Regions from separate parts of the Mus musculus genome. Here region 1 is linked to region 2. The links are chromatin loops, found by intact Hi-C in ENCODE. Cell type or tissue: gastrocnemius. All regions are shown on one strand.

Region 1 (8,000 bases), 93 kb before region 2:
TGAGTCATAGTTTAAGGGTCCAGTCTATCGTCACAGGCACTGGGAGCTGGTCTTTTGTCCTTGAGTGCTGGCAATGTGGGCTCAGATCCTCATGCTCGTGTATCAATCATTTTGCTAACTTAGTCACCCCTCCCAGCTCCATGACAAATCTCTTTAAAAAAAAAAAACAAACAATAGCAAGTGTGTGTGTGTGTGTGTGTGTGTGTGTGTGTGTGTGTGTGTGTGTTTGTGCATGTATACACATATCTGTACATGCTTATAGTCAATATTTACTGGCCAACTAAGAATGCCATAACAAGGTATCACAGACAATAGCTTAAATGATGGAAAGCTTTTCATAGACCTGGAGGTTGATGTCTGAGACCAGGCAGAAGCAAGGCTGGTCCCCTCTGAGGCCCCTCTCCTTAGCTGGCCGCCCTTTCCTCTGTGCTTGTCTGTGTCTAAATTTCCTCTTTTCTTATGAAACCACCAGTCCTATTGGGTCAGGGCCCAGCCTAATGACTTCGTTTGACCTTAATTACCTCCTTCAAGATTTTTGCATACAGACATAGTCTGAGGCAGGGGAGTTCAGAAAATCAACATGTGATTTGGATGGGCGTGGGGAGAGAGTGGGGATGGGGAGGATAGGGATGGGCACAACTCAACCCACAAGGGCTCTGTGTGTCTGCTGGAGCCCAGACCGATCTTGGAATGTCTGCTGTTTCTCTGTAAGGAATTTGGTCAACAGCTTTTTTTTTCCCTGAAGAAAGTGAAGGATGTGAAATGGTGGGGTTGTGTAGCAGTAGAGACCTCCTAAGAAGACGATGGAGCCTTGGCTTGGCTCTGGGAAGGAAAAATGTTCTGACATTTCACTGATCCAGTGGAAAATGGAACGCCCAACCTCTGTTCAGCTCTGTCTCTGTGCGCCTCATTAATTCCCTAGAAAGAACTTCTGGAAGTCAAATTACTAGGTCACAGGGGATGAAAAGGTCTCATGACTTGCTTGGATTAGTAAATTTTACTCCTTGTCAGGAGGTTCAGCCTTAATCCCTGTTTATTTGTTGTTGAATTTCCACATGGCCACTTTTAAGGAACAAGCAAATGAACATTTTGTTATTTAAAAAGTGACAGCAGACATAAATTCTTAGTTGATTATCTTGTATTTTCACCCATAAGAACATTTTTATGTTATTGCTTGGAGCTTTTGTTAGGTATGGTACTCTATGATCTCAGCACTCAGAAGAAGGATCAGGAACTCAAGGTTATCCTTGGTTACACCGTGAGGTTTAGGCTAAATTGGGCTGTATGAGAGAGATCCGTTATCAAACAAAACCAAGCACTTTTGGGGGTTGCAGAAATGATGGGACCTGGACGCTTCAGGGTTTCTGTACCTGGACAATGTAACCAGATACAGATGGCAGAAATAAAAAAAAAAAGAATTGTCGATTATATTTTAAACGTTTTCTTTATTTTTGATAATTTCTACATATATCCAATTAAATATGATCATGTCCCCTCCCCCCCATTTATACCCCTCAAACTTCCCAGGTATTCTTCTAAACACATACTTCCTAACATGAAGGCTTTTGTTTGTTGTTTGTTTTTTAATTAAATAACCCACTAAGTCCTGTTAGTGCTGTTCACATATGCATAATGTGGGACAGTGCACCAGGAAAACAACTGTGGTCACATCTTCAAAAAAAAGCATGATTCTCCCTCTCACAAAACTGCCTGTTGCTCACAGTAAGGGGTGGCTCCTGGAGACCTTCTACTTCACAGATGTTGGGATTTTGGCTGTCTTGACCCTATGCAGCTCTTGTATAGATTAAGGCCAGTTGTGAGTTCATGTTGAGTTCACAGTGCAGCACAGCACAGCACAGCACAGCACAGCACAGCATTCCTCCTCAACCTATCACTTTCAACATTCTTTCTGTTGCTGGGATAAAATGTCCTGACAAGAAACAATTTATGGACAAAGAGATTAAAATTCCAGATCGTAGCTCATCATTGTGGAGGCATCACAGTGACAAGAGCTTGAGACAGCCAGTTGCATCCTGTTCGCAGTCAAGAGCAGAAAGAAGCTAATGTGTGTGTGCTTATGTGCTTGTTTGGTTCCTGGCCCTGGGTGTGCTAGATCAGGTAGACAAAGCTCGGAGAGTTCTCTATTCACAAGTTTGCATATGAAAGACATGATACTCTCCTAAGAGTTTTGTTTCTATCTCACGGGAGATGGAAGCCCCCTGCCTCCTTGAGGATCTATAAACTAATAGTTGCTTGGGGGATAGAGAGAGACATTTTCCTTGGTGGTGTACTTGCTAGTAGGTTTCTGACTTCCTGTAAATAACACTTCACCTGTGTTTGTCTAAGTAATGCTAGTTAAATTCATTGTATCTCTCTCTCTCTCTCTCACACACACACACACACACACACACACACACACGCATGTACACAGGCATGCACTCACATGCACATGTGAACATGAGAGTAGAAGGGAGGAGAGCTGAGAAAAGACATCAGTGGGAATGAGAGGAGGAGAGGTGAGCAATGGGTTGACAACTGAAATACAGTATACGTGTGTGAAAATGCCATAACAAAGTCCATCCTTGTGAACAATTAGGATACGCTAATTAAATAGATGCTAGAGTTAACGCACCCAGGAGATGGCTAATATGCCCAGGAGAGAATAAGGCAGCCCCAGGCCATACCAGATGGAAAGATGAAGTCTTTAAGTAAGAATGCCCTCAGATAAGCCTTGTTTACACAGGCCTCCTCTCTCCCCTGTTCCAATCTCTGGTTTGTTTTGTTTTGTTTTGTTTTTGTTTTTGTTTTTTTGTAGTACTCACATGAAACATGTGTCAAACAAGACATGTGTGTAGCATGCACATTTAAGTGTATTTGTGTCTGCATTATGTGTGGTTGTGCACACACACATATGCACTCATGTCTGAAAGCCAGAGGTTGACACTGAGCACTTTCTAACACTGTTTTCCACCTTATATATTGGATTTCTCACTGGAACTGATTCACGTAGGTAGTCTGGCTAGACAGCCTCCTCGAGGGACTCTCTGCATCTTAAGTGCTGGGATTACAGGCGTGCTACCATGCCCAACCATCATTTATGTGAGGCCTGGGGATCCGAACTCTGGTGCTCATGCTTACAAGGCAAATGCCTTACCCTCTGAGGCATCTTAGCCAGCCCTGTTCTCAATCTTTGTTGCAGTTCTCAGTCTGCAAGGTTCTGATTTAGTAGGTACCAAGCAGCATTTGTGACTGCATTTATTACACACCCTGAGGCTGAAACCCATGGATTCTGTTAACTTCCTAGGATCCTGTCGGTTTCATTAAGGCCCCTTGGTGACCCCCAGCAAGCCAAGATGGTGAGCCACCCAGCATCAGTCCCAGGCAAGCCAGGATGGTGGTCCACCCAGCATCAGTCCCAGGCAAGCCAGGATGGTGTTCCACCCAGCATCAGTCCCAGGCAAGCCAGGATGGTGGTCTACCCTGCCTCAGTCCCAGGCAAGCCAGGATGGTGGTCCACCCAGCATCAGTCCCAGGCAAGCCAGGATGGTGGTCTACCCCGCCTCAGTCCCAGGCAAGCCAGGATGGTGGTCTACCCCGCCTCAGTCCCAGGCAAGCCAGGATGGTGGTCTACCCTGCCTCAGTCCCAGGCAAGTCAGGATGGTGGTCCACCCAGCATCAGTCCCAGGCAAGCCAGGATGGTGAGTCCATTCTGCCTCAGTCCCAGGCAAGCCAGGATGGTGGTCTACCCCACCTCAGTCCCAGGCAAGCCAGGATGGTGGTCTACCCCGCCTCAGTCCCAGGCAAGTCAGGATGGTGGTCCACCCAGCATCAGTCCCAGGCAAGCCAGGATGGTGAGTCCATTCTGCCTCAGTCCCAGGCAAGCCAGGATGGTGGTCTACCCTGCCTCAGTCCCAGGCAAGTCAGGATGGTGAGTCCATTCTGCCTCAGTCCCAGGCAAGCCAGGATGGTGGTCTACCCTGCTTTAGTCCCAGGCAAGCCAAGTGGTGGGCCACTCTGCTGGGTGGTACTGAGGGCCTGCCCTACTCTTTAGCAGAGATTCCTGAAGGAAACTGACCTACTCTAGACAGGAGCTCAGAGCACAGTGACTGTTTACCACTCTGTTCTCAGCGTTGCTCTACTTGGCTGAACTTTCCTCCTGATGGACATCGCATTGGCTCTTTCGTGTGTAGGGACACACTCGGATTCTCTCCAGCTGGACCATTTCTGGCTATTTCCAGACATGTTGCCACACAAGCTCTGTGTCGGGTCAGGGCTTGATGAGTGTACTTGTGTGAACTTGTTTACTGTCTCAGCACTGCTTGAGGCAGAACCTCTGGAAGCTTCCTGTCTCTGCTCCTGAAAAATCACTGCCTATTAGGCATCTGAAATCATTTTTATTAGATACGTTTTCAATTTATTTATTTATTTACGCATATCTGTGAATGTACGCATGTGTGTGGTCTCAGCATGCTGTGTAAATGCCAGCGAACAATTTGCAAGAGTCAGTTTCCTTCTTCCATTAACCCGGTCAGAGGATCAGGCCATCAGACTGGGTGACAAACAAGTACCTTAATCCATTGAGCCATCTCACTGGCTTTTCTATTTCTGTCAGGCCCTGGGCCCTTCTGTAGCCACCACAGCCTAGCCTTGTCTCTTCACCTCCCAAGGAAGTAGAATGAGAATTTCTGTAATCGGGCAGTATGGGGCTGGGTGTGGTGACCCAGGCTTGGAATCCTAGCACCCAAGAGACTGAGTAGAAGGATTGCCAATAGTTTGAGCCAGTCTTGGCATGTGAAGAGTTCTAAACCAGCCAGTGCTACAAAGTGAGACCTTGTTTCAAACACAGGCTTGTGTGAACACACACACACACACACACACAGACACATACACATACATAATCAAAACTCAAACTGAAAGGGGAAAGAATATGGGAAAAATATATTGTATGAAAAGAAAAATTTTTAAATAAAAACAAAAAGTACAAAAATAATGGAAGCATGCCTATAATCTGAGCATCGGAGAGCTGAGGGCTGACCTCAGGTACACAGCGGTTTTAAGCCCACTCTGGTCAACGTAAGACTCTATTTTAGAAAACCAGAATTGAAAACTAGAAATCTCTATGGTGTAAAGCACCTTCCTAAAATCATGATAGAAAGCAGACAATATTCTGTTTATACTTAAGACATGGACACTCACACACGCATGCAGACGCACACTCACACAGAATGAAAAACGGGAAAAGAGCCAGAGAGGTGCCTCAGAGCACCAAGCCCGATGAACTAAATTTGATCCTTCAGACCCACATGGTGGAAGGAGAGACTAAATTTCCCAAAGTTTTCATTTGACCTCCATGTATGGGTGTGGACACACACACAGAAATATAAGCAGAGGGTGTCACTAGCATCTAAGGAGTATAAAAAGGATGCTGATAAACATCTTAGATTATACAGCACAGCCCTCCCCAGTGGTAAAGAACCACTTGTCTAGACCAATTGCCAATGCTGTCAAAACTGAGTCACCTGACTGATAGTGTAGCAATTCTATTCCTAGATGTGCATGCCCTGGGGGACCCCCTTGTTTCTATTGACAACTCATGAGTAACAATGCTCATAACAATACGTATACATTCAAGACCTGTGGGTTAAATATCCCCCATGTGTTTGGCACTGTCAATGTTCCTTATACCCAAAGGGATGGACGGCAGTTACTATCTATTGACAAAACAATGGATAAATCTTGGTGTTGATGGGACTACATATACAAGTAAGCCCATCATAAGTCAAAGAAACAAGGGCTACAGCTAACTCACTGGATACATCACTTAGCAACACACCATGCTGTGCAATACCAACTGCTTTCTGTAATGACTGAGGAGCTGCGGGTTGATCTCCTACCCAGCAACACAGGAGAATATGGTTGGGCATATTGCTAGCTGTTGGGAGATTTCTTTCCCTGGGGAGATACGAGCTCCATCTACTCCCTCCTGGTGAGGCCACATGTCAAGCCAAACTAAGATTCCACCAAAGTTCCTCAGGCTCACCTACAGAATGTGGGCAACCCCAAAGCAGCCACACTGGAAAGCTCCCACTCAGCCGATCAGATGATTTCCCTGTAACCACATACATAGACACCCTACCTAACTAATTTTCCCCAAGGTATATATACTCAATGAGGCTACATGTAGTTAGGGCAGAACTGCACACTAAAATCTGGCAGGAGTGGCTGGAGTGTCCTGGGAGGATCCAATGACTCTCTCAGCATCATCTTTCTCTAAGGAAAGGAGACAACAGTTCACAGGCCTATTTGTGACATCTGTTGCTGATAGAAACAGTTGATCTGACAAAGATGGCAGCTATTTTGCTCAGAGGGTAGAACCTAGGAAAGATAAAAATTAAAAGCTTGAAGCACAATTTCTACTCTGATTCCATTTTGTACCTTTGCAAAGTTGTTTTGTTTTAAATAATGTAAATAGGCTATTTATTATAAGTTGAGAGCCATGTATATATTTACAGTTGACCACAATATTGCAGACTAAAGACCAAGAATTGTAGGTGTCCATAGAAATAGTTCTCAGGCCATCAACAGACAGACTAGGGACAGACTCTGGCAGCCAACTTCTTGCTCAGCTCTTGGCACCTTTGGGTGGAATTGTCTTATTCCTTTAAGTGTGTCCATCTTTGTATTGTTGCTTTGATTTTCTGTAACAAAGCAAGCCACAAAAAAGCCTGGATTGATGCAGCTGTACCTGGGTCAAATGGTGATGCATGCTAGGTGTGGTTGCCCATGCTTGTCATCATAGCCTTCTTTGGGCTGAGGCAGGAAGATTGTGAGTTCAAGGTCAGCTTTGGATATACAGTGAGACCCTATCTAAAAGTAAAGGAGAGGTTGACAACATTTACCCATCCTGTAAAGGGGAGAAACATCTCACAGGACTCCATCTGTCGACTGGAGCTATTTCTTTGTTTATTAGTTTGTTTGTAATAATGTCTAACATAGCCCAGACTAGCCTTGAACTTCTATGTAACTGATAATGACCTTAAATTCCTATTCTCCTGCCTCCACGCCCCGTGTGATAAGATTGCACATGTGCGTAATCACATTCAGTTTATGTGATACTGTGGGATCAAACCTAGGGCCTCCTGCATGCTAGGCAAGCATTCTACCAGCTCTCTGCATCCCCACTCCTTCTTTCAACAAATCTTTATTATGCATCAAAAGTATATTTTCCTGGCATTTGAAAGACCACATTTTCCAAGCCCTCCATTCCCTCCCCTGCACCTCCTAACATCCAAAATCTCTCCAATATATCAGAGCCTGGAAAATTCTAGTCCAGAGGCTTCCTCTGTCGTCCCTCCCTTTCCCCTGGACCAGCTTCTGTCTCCATAGCAACAGCCTGAGCCTTTTCAGCTCCCTGGACCAGGTAATTGTTCTGAGAGAGAGAGAGAAAGAAAATCAGAGCAGCTACGTGGGTGTAGAGAAGGTTCCAACCTGCAACTAAAGCCCAGGCCTGTGTGAAATGTCTTAAGACTCTTCATGGACATCTTTGAATGACAGCTTTGCAAGAGATCCCCCATAGATCCTCCCTAGGACTAACTGAGTCTAACTAGATCCCACAAGAATACATGCAGCTCCTATGTGTGACATCAACTGCTCCCCATCTTCCTTACCCAGAGAGCAGGCATTTAATGCTCAACTGGGAAGACGTGTTGCTTCAGCCTTCATCATGTGCACTTAGACATATTTCAATACTCTTGGACAGTCTGTGCCCCTGTCTCCCCAGTGATGCCCCTCATCCATGCTGGGAATTCATGTTGTATTTCCAAACCCATCTCCTTGTTGGGCTCTGTCTCTCTGCATGCCAAGCCTTTGAGTTTTCCTCACACAGGATCCAGACAGGGCATATGTAAAGAAATACTTATAAGAATCTCCACAGATTCCCATTTCTTTTTCCAGATAGCTTCCTGTTTTGTTTTGTTTTTGTTTTGAGGTAAGGTCTCATG
Region 2 (8,000 bases):
ACTTTCTAGAAGACAGTGAGGGGGTTGTAATAAGGAAACATGGCCCAGTAAGATGGCTCTGAGGTAAAATGTTTGCCATGCAAGCCTATGACCTGGGTTTGATCCCTGGGTTTCACAGTGGAAGGAGAGAACTGACTCCTCAAAATTTTGAGGCCTTTTGTGGCCTTCCACTGGAATGTGGTCGGCTTCCCAGGGCTATGCTCATAGAGAAAACTGGCCCCTTCTCTCCCAGCAACGATTAATTAACTGCCAATAGCCCTTCAGCTAAGGGTGGGAGGACTCCATGCCTACCTCCTCTCTCCAAGAATATTTGGGCAGTGCAAAATGGACTTGATGGACTTTAAAACAAGCAAGCAAGCAAACAAACAAGACACAAAGTTGAATGGACAGGGAAGGAGCCTGGATGTGGGAGGAGTTGGGGGAGAAGGTGATACGAGCAAAACATGTTGTACAAAATCTGCCCGCCCCCTGGAAAGAATAGGAAAAATATATATTAAAGACAAAACAAGTGTCCTCTGATCTCTTCATACATGCCATGGAACATGTGCATTCACACATAGACAGACAGACAGGCAGGCAGGCAGGCAGACACACACACCCTGTACATAAAAATATAAAAACAGAATCAATAAATTAAACAGCAAAATAGGCATGAAAAGTGACTGAGCAATAAAAGCCCCCAAGACCGATGAACTGAGTTGTACATCCAGGACTTTTATGGTGAGAAGAGAGAGAGAATTAACTCCAAACAATAATCCTTTGACCGCTATACATTCACCACAGTGACTCAGTACTTGAGAACATTGGCTGCTCGTCCAGAGAACCCAGGTCCACTTTCCCCGCACCAACTACTTGTCACTTCAATCCAAGGGACCTGACACCCTCTTCCAACCTCTAAGAGCACCCAGGCACATGTGTGGTGCACAGACACACATGCAGACAAAACACCCATCCACACGTAGAATGAAAAATTTTTAATTTTAATTAAAAAAAATAGAATAAGGTGGTTGTGTCCACAGTTTAGAAAGATGGCTTTGGCCTTGATCTGTGAGGTGGAAGACGTTGCCATTGAAGTCTGAGGACAGAGTATAGAAAATAGCCAAATGTATCTTCCCTGTACACAGTGATCAACTGCGCGTCTCAATAACAGTAATTTAAACCATCATGCACCCCACGGTGCTTTTGCTCTCTCTCTCTCTCTCTCTCTCTCTCTCTCTCTCTCTCTCTCTCTCTCTCTCTCTCTGTGTGTGTGTGTGTGTGTGTGTGTGTGTGTACAGAGATAAACAGGGTCACTGAATCTGAAACTTATAACGTCCATCCCTTAAAGATAAAGCTCCTGCGTAGAATTGGTGTTTGAGCCCAGGCAGTTCACACTCAAAAAGTAGTCACCACTACTAATGTCTCTTACAGTTGCATCAACAAAAAACAGACATTAATTATGGCTACACTCTGAGCGTCTGCCTACTGTTCATCCATCAGGCTCTGATCTAGTTCTGGGAACCTTCACAGCCAAGAGCAGCATTTGGTGTTTAGAATTCAAAGAAACGGAGGCCTGGGGCAATAGCTCACTCAGTAGGTAAAGCGCCTGCTGTCCAAGTCTGAGGACCTGGGTCTGGCTCCTCAAAACTCAATAAGAGTCTGGCCCTACACATGCAAGGCAGACATCTACTGATGGGGCCATCTCTACAGCCTTGCAACAGTAGGTTTTGTTTTTGTTTTGTTTTGTTTTGTTTTGTTTTGTTTTGTTTTAATCCATGCCTCAGTTTCCCAATCTGGAAAAAAGACATACTAATGGTTCCAGATCTGCTGGAGCTGGGGTTACAGGCTGTTTTGAGCCACTGACATAGATGCTGGGAACTGTAGTTGGGTCCTCTGCAAGAGCAGCAGGCGCCCTCTCTTACCCACAGGCCCATCTCTCCAGCTTGAAGTTTTTGTTTTTTAACTTGACATAGGAAATAATAAATTTCAAGTAGTGACTCATGCCTGGTAATTTCTGAACTCAGGATGCTGAAGAAAGAAAGATGGTTATGGGTTCAAGGGCGTTTTGGATTATACAGCTCAGGACAGTTGGGCTGCAAAGTGAGGTCATATCTCAAAAAAAAAAAAAAAAAAAAAAGTCAAAAAAAAAAAAAAAAAAAAGGTATCAGCCAATTGGTGGTGGCGCACACTTTTAGTCCCAGCACTCGGGAGGCAGAGGCAGGTGGACCTCTAAGTTCGGGGCCAGCCTGGTCTGCAGAGTGAGTTTCAAGGCAGCTTACCTACTGAGAAACCCTGCCTCAACATAACAAGACAAAAAAAGCAACAGGTTTCAGCACAGCATTTCCATATACGGGTCATTGTGTGCTTCTCGTGATCCTCTGCACGGTCCCCGTCCTTTCTCACTGCTCCTGGTGGCCTCTTTCTTTCCTCCATTGTCCTGTTTGTTCTCACGTTGTAGATATGATAAGATTTAGGTTCTGCGTCTGAGACAGAACGCGTAATACTTGTCTTTCTGAGTGGGGCTTCTTTGTTTAACGTAATGATCTCCATCGATTTTCCTGAAAATGACATAATTTTATGCTTTATGCCTGAATAATGCACCACTGGGGGGGTAGGGGGGGAACATGCTGCTGCCTATTACATTCTCTTTATCCTTTCGTCGGTTGATGGGCATCTAAATTACTCTTGTAATTTGGCTATTTGTGAATAACCTTGCTATAAACATGGATGGCCAGCCCCTCTCATTTTGCCTTAATCACATCTATTACAACTCTATCTCGGGGCTGCCAAGATAGCTCAGCAGACAAAGCCCCTTGTGCCAAGTTTGATGTCCCAAGTTCAGTGACCCAGGACCCATATGTTAGGAGAGAACTAACTCCTGTAAGCCGACCTCTGACCTCCACATTTACAGCGTCATTCACGAAGCAACACACACGCAGGGACACATAAATAAATAAATAAATAAGTGTATGTTTGTTTGTGTTAAAGACCCTGTCTCCAGGGTTGGAGACACAGAATGTCTGGAATCCACCAGTGAGGGAGGCCCTAGGCTCTGTCTCCTGCATAGCAAAAATAAAAGGATGGCTGTTTATAGCTGCGCGTGACACCGATGGTGGCCGTGCCTGTCATTCTAGCTCTCAGGAGCTTGAAACCAGAGAATTGCTGTGATGTCAAAGCCACACCAGGCTACATAACAAGACCCTGTCTTGAGAATAAATATGGGCCAAAAAGAAAGGCACTTGCCACCAAGCCTGTCCACCTGAGTTTGATCTCCAGAACCCACATTGTGGAAGAAAAGAACCGACTCCCTCAAACTGTCCTCTGACTTTCAAATGTGCACCAAGGCACATATGGGCTCCAACATTTTCATATAAATCAATCAATCAATCAATCGATCAATATCCCTTTTCCAAAAGCATTCGGAGGCACAGGCATTGAGTCTTCAGTATGTGAGATTCTGGAACACTCAGATTGATCTTAATAACCCCAGAGTTGGGGGGGAGGCTGAGAAGCTGGAAACGGAGCCTGTAGTTTGATAAAGGCAGGATTTAGAGGCATACCCAAGGCCTCAGTGTAAACCTCTTTCCCCTCTGCCCCCTCTTAGCAGCTTGGATTTTACCCTGAGTGTGGAAGGAAGCCCCAGTTGACAACAAGCAGTTCAGACTTATGTCAAAGCAAGGTGGCTCTGGCTGCGGTTGACACTGAGTGACTCTGGAGGCCCACAGACATCGTATGGTACCCCAAGCCTCCCTTGTAAACAGCAGACAGCTGGGAGTCAGGATGCTGGAGGACCTGGGCAGAGGGGAAAGAGGTTTACACTGAAGTCTGCGAGTGTGTGGACCTTTACTACGGTCTCCCCAAGAAAACAAGACACAACACACAAACGATTAGATCCCGTGGCTGTCCCCCTCTCCTCTTCCACGGGAAAAGGACACAATCTTCAGCCATAAAGTTCTTTGCTTCTGTCTCTGTCCATCCATTCCTTTCCAGTTTGCAGACTGAAGAATGATCGCGGGTGCCCTCTACTGGCAGCTTGCTCCACAGTGTAACAACTTAAAGCTCATAGGAAGCCACCAGCCCACTGCGGCTCCGCAGCACCAATCTTTTCTCTTCCTCCATCCCTTTCCTTTTTTCCTTTCCATCAAGGCTATCTATATGGAAGACCTACTATGTGCCGTGTGTGTGTGTGTGTGTGTGTGTGTGTGTGTGTGTGTGTTCACACATAATATACATGTGGAACTCAAGGGACAACTTGCAGGAATTGGTTCTCTTCTTCCAATCTGGGGATTGAACTCGGGCTATCAGGCTTGGTGGCAAGTGCCTTGATGTGCTGAGCCCTCTTGCTGGCCCCAGGCACATGTTACTGAGGTGTAACCCGGGATCCACGGGATCCACATATTTAGCAAGTAGCAACTTCCATGGTGAGTCTGGATGAGGACAGGTTAGAGGCTACCATAATCAGCTAGGCTGCAGCCATGTGCTAGACATCTTTATTTGGGCGCGTCCAGTGCCTCACTGACCTCGAGACTTTTCTACATAATAGATGAGAAGTTCTGAGGGACACAAGCCTCTGGTCAATGGACACTTGCTTCAGTACTCTTAAACCTTTGCAGAATCTCCACTGTGAATCCAGGTTGGCACTTTGAGCCTATGTGCACACACACACACACACACACACACACACACACACACACACACACACCATACACCAAACACACACACATACACCACATCACACACACACACACACACCACACACACCACATACCATATACCACACATACACACCCCACATACATACCATATACTACACACACACACCACACCACACACACACACCCTCCCACACACACCATACACCACACACCCACACACACACCATATACCACACACACATACCATACACATACCACACACCACACACACTACACACACCACACCACATACACACACACTACACACATATCACACACCATACACACACACACCACACATACCACACCACACACCACAGACACACACATACCCCCATACACACATACCCACATACACATCACACCCACTTCACCACACACACATACGCACACACACACACACACACACACACACACACCACACATACACCTGTGTGTCTATAAGCCTGAGTCCAGAGCCTATAATACTCCAGGTTCTGCCCCTCTCCCTGGTCTTGTGGCAGCCACCTTCTCTTCTCAGTCTGCTGTGGTTTCCATAGAAACAGATATGGCCAGATGAGAGATCAGAAGGAGACAGAGCCTGACACTCCAGCCCTTAGACTTTTATGTAATTAAAATGCATCACCAGACAAGGCCTCTGCAGAAAGGCAGGGAGAGTACAGGTCTGTGTTGGTCTCTGTCATCCCAGGCAGAAATCTCAAGCTGGCCCAAAGAACCAGCAATGTGATTGCTATTTGTTCTTCTTTTTATTCATTCATGATTAAGCCATTTATCTGTCCCTCACACTCAAAGATTATGAATGATTAACAAAGATAAGTCCATTCTTGTTGCTGAGATAGGATCTTGTTATATAGACCAGACTGACCTCAAATGTATGACAATCTTCCTGCTCTGAATTTCCATGTTCTAGGATTACAGTAATGGGCCGCTATACCTGGTGTAGATAGTTATATTAGTATATATATATTGCAAGCATATGAGAGTCAGAAGACAACTGTTTGAGTCAGTTCTCTCTCTCCTTCTACAATCCATGTGGGTTAAAGCAATCAAACTCAGCCTGTCAGCCTTGGTGGCAAATGTCTTTACTGGCCAAGCCATCACTCTGGCCTGGTTAAATTAATATATTAATTTTGCACTTACTCTTTGCTGCTGGTATTGTCACAAGAACAGGAACACAGTATAGGTGAAAGGAAATCCCACAATGCCTCATTAAAGATGCTTGCTTCTCAGATGAGGCGACCACACAAAACCACACATAAAGATCAATAATACTGTGAGAGCAGGCATGAGATCTGGGCTCAGTCCTAACACTACGTAAACCCTGAACGGTAGTGAGTACCTGTGATCCAAACACCAGCCAAGCAGAAGCAGGTTGATCGGGAGTTCACAGTTATCCTCAGCTATCTAGCATGTCTGAAGCCAGCCTGAGCTATTGAGACTTGCCTCAAAAAAGAAAGAAAAATGAGGAGTGGGAGGCCAGATGGGTCTGTTGATGAAAACACTTGCTGCCAAGCCTGCTAATCTAAGTAAGATTTCAGGACCCACATGGTGGAAGGAGAAAACTAACACCTAGAAGCTCTCCTGTGTATTCTGAGCCTGCGCCGTGGTGTTTGCAAGCATGCACACATGCACATACATAGATATTGAAAATGTCTTTTATGGGCATGCTGAGTCTTTGTATAATGTGCATGCACCTTTCGGGGCATCACGGACATCTGAGCTGAAGATGTTCGCTTTGCTCTTCCATATGTCTGAGAACACAGGGGCAAGCTCCTCACCCAGTAAGCTCCTCACACCAGCCTGGATTTCTCTTCCCCTCTTCACAGGGACTCTGCTTGAATTCTGAATTCTGGATCTCTGCTTCCTGCACCTTACCCAGCCACCTCTCTTTGATGTTGTGCCCTCCACACACACACCCTCTCTTTCCCAGTCCATTCTACCTGTCAAGCCATAGATTCCATCTCCATAGATGCAACAAGATCTGCATTGAAAACATTCAGAAGTGTGCACCTTTAGCTCCAGCACTTGGGAGGCAGAAACAAGCAGAGTTTTTGTGAGTTCAAAGCCAGCCTGGTCTACATAACAAGTTCAAGACCAGTTAGGGCTACACAGTGAGACCCTGTCTCAAAACAAAATTAGAAAAAAAAAGTCACATCCTGAATGAAAGGACATAGGTATTTTTGAAGGGTCAGAACTTCCTACAACAGTGTAATTACTATTACATAGAACTTACATGGTGTTAGGTACTAGAAGTAATCTAAAGTTGACTAAAATAAATGTGAGATTGAAGAGCTGTCTTGGTAAGTCAAGGCATTTGCTTTCAAGCCTGATGAAGTGAGTTCACTCCCCAGGTCTCACATGGTGGAAGAAGAGACTCCTGAACACCATCCTCTGACCACCTCAAGTGTGCCATTGCGCGTGTGCACCCTGCAACAGACACCATACAAACACACAAAATAAATAACTATAGGAAAAAAATCCATATGCGTAATATCTGCAAACACTGCCACTTTATATAAAGGGCTTGACTATGTGTGGATCGTAGCATACTCAGGAGTCTTAGGACAGATCCACCATGGATACTGAGTCATGACTGTGCACATAAAATATCTACTGTGCTGGACATTGGAATGGGCTTGGAATGCAGGGGGAGCCAGAGAAAATCTTCATCCTGGTGCCATTACTTTATCCTGCAGTGAGCAGAAAGTAGTGAGAGAGAGAGAGAGAGAGATAAAGACACAGAGTGAGACAGACATAGAGGCACAGAGAGAGAGACACAGACAGAGACAAAAAGACAGACAGAGAGACACATGACATACAGAGGGACAGAGAGAAGCAGAGATAGACAGAAAGACAGAGACAGACACACAACACACAAAGACACATGACACAGAGAGACCAACAGAAGGACATAGAGAGACAAAGACACAGAAACAGAGACAGAGAGACACACAACACAGAGAGAGACAGAGACAGAAAGAGGGAGACAGAGAAACAGAGAGACACAACACAGAGAAATACAGAGAAACAGAGAGACACAGGACACACAGAGAGACAGAGACACATGAGACACAGAGAGATAGTCAGAGATAGAGATAAAGACAGAAAGACAGACAGAAAGATAGAGACAGAGACACACACAACAGACAGAGAAATAGAGACAGAGAGACACATGACACAGAAAGACAGACGGACAGAAAGATAGAAAGAGACAGAGACAGATGCAGACAGAGGGAAGGCTTCAGGACAATTTTTGCAGCAATAAATAAATAAATAAATAAAAATAAATAAATAAATCAGGCGAGTAGAAGGGAGGTAAAGATGGGA

What was found. A loop is a pair of places that touch in the nucleus more often than their neighbours do. Peaks named below come from ENCODE experiments on the same cell type or tissue, not always from the same donor. Only the 100,000 strongest peaks of a DNase experiment are listed, where the experiment ranks them.
Region 1: a loop joins it to region 2, with 2.2 times the contacts of the local background. A loop is called at or near these places in 3 of 42 quality-filtered maps.

Annotation. Positions count from the first base shown.
Region 1 is chr7:6,821,954-6,829,953 of GRCm38, forward strand. All of the region lies in intron 2 of Usp29 (ubiquitin specific peptidase 29), which reads left to right. Among named protein-coding and RNA genes, the nearest start is that of Mir3099, 22 kb to the left of the region's middle. In gastrocnemius, no CTCF peak of the experiment used is centred here; no DNase peak of the experiment used is centred here; H3K27ac peaks cover 1,301 bases.
Region 2 is chr7:6,914,465-6,922,464 of GRCm38, forward strand. All of the region lies in intron 2 of Usp29 (ubiquitin specific peptidase 29), which reads left to right. Among named protein-coding and RNA genes, the nearest start is that of Zim3, 58 kb to the right of the region's middle. In gastrocnemius, a CTCF peak has its summit at 4,001 (motif pointing left); a DNase peak (open chromatin) is centred at 3,999.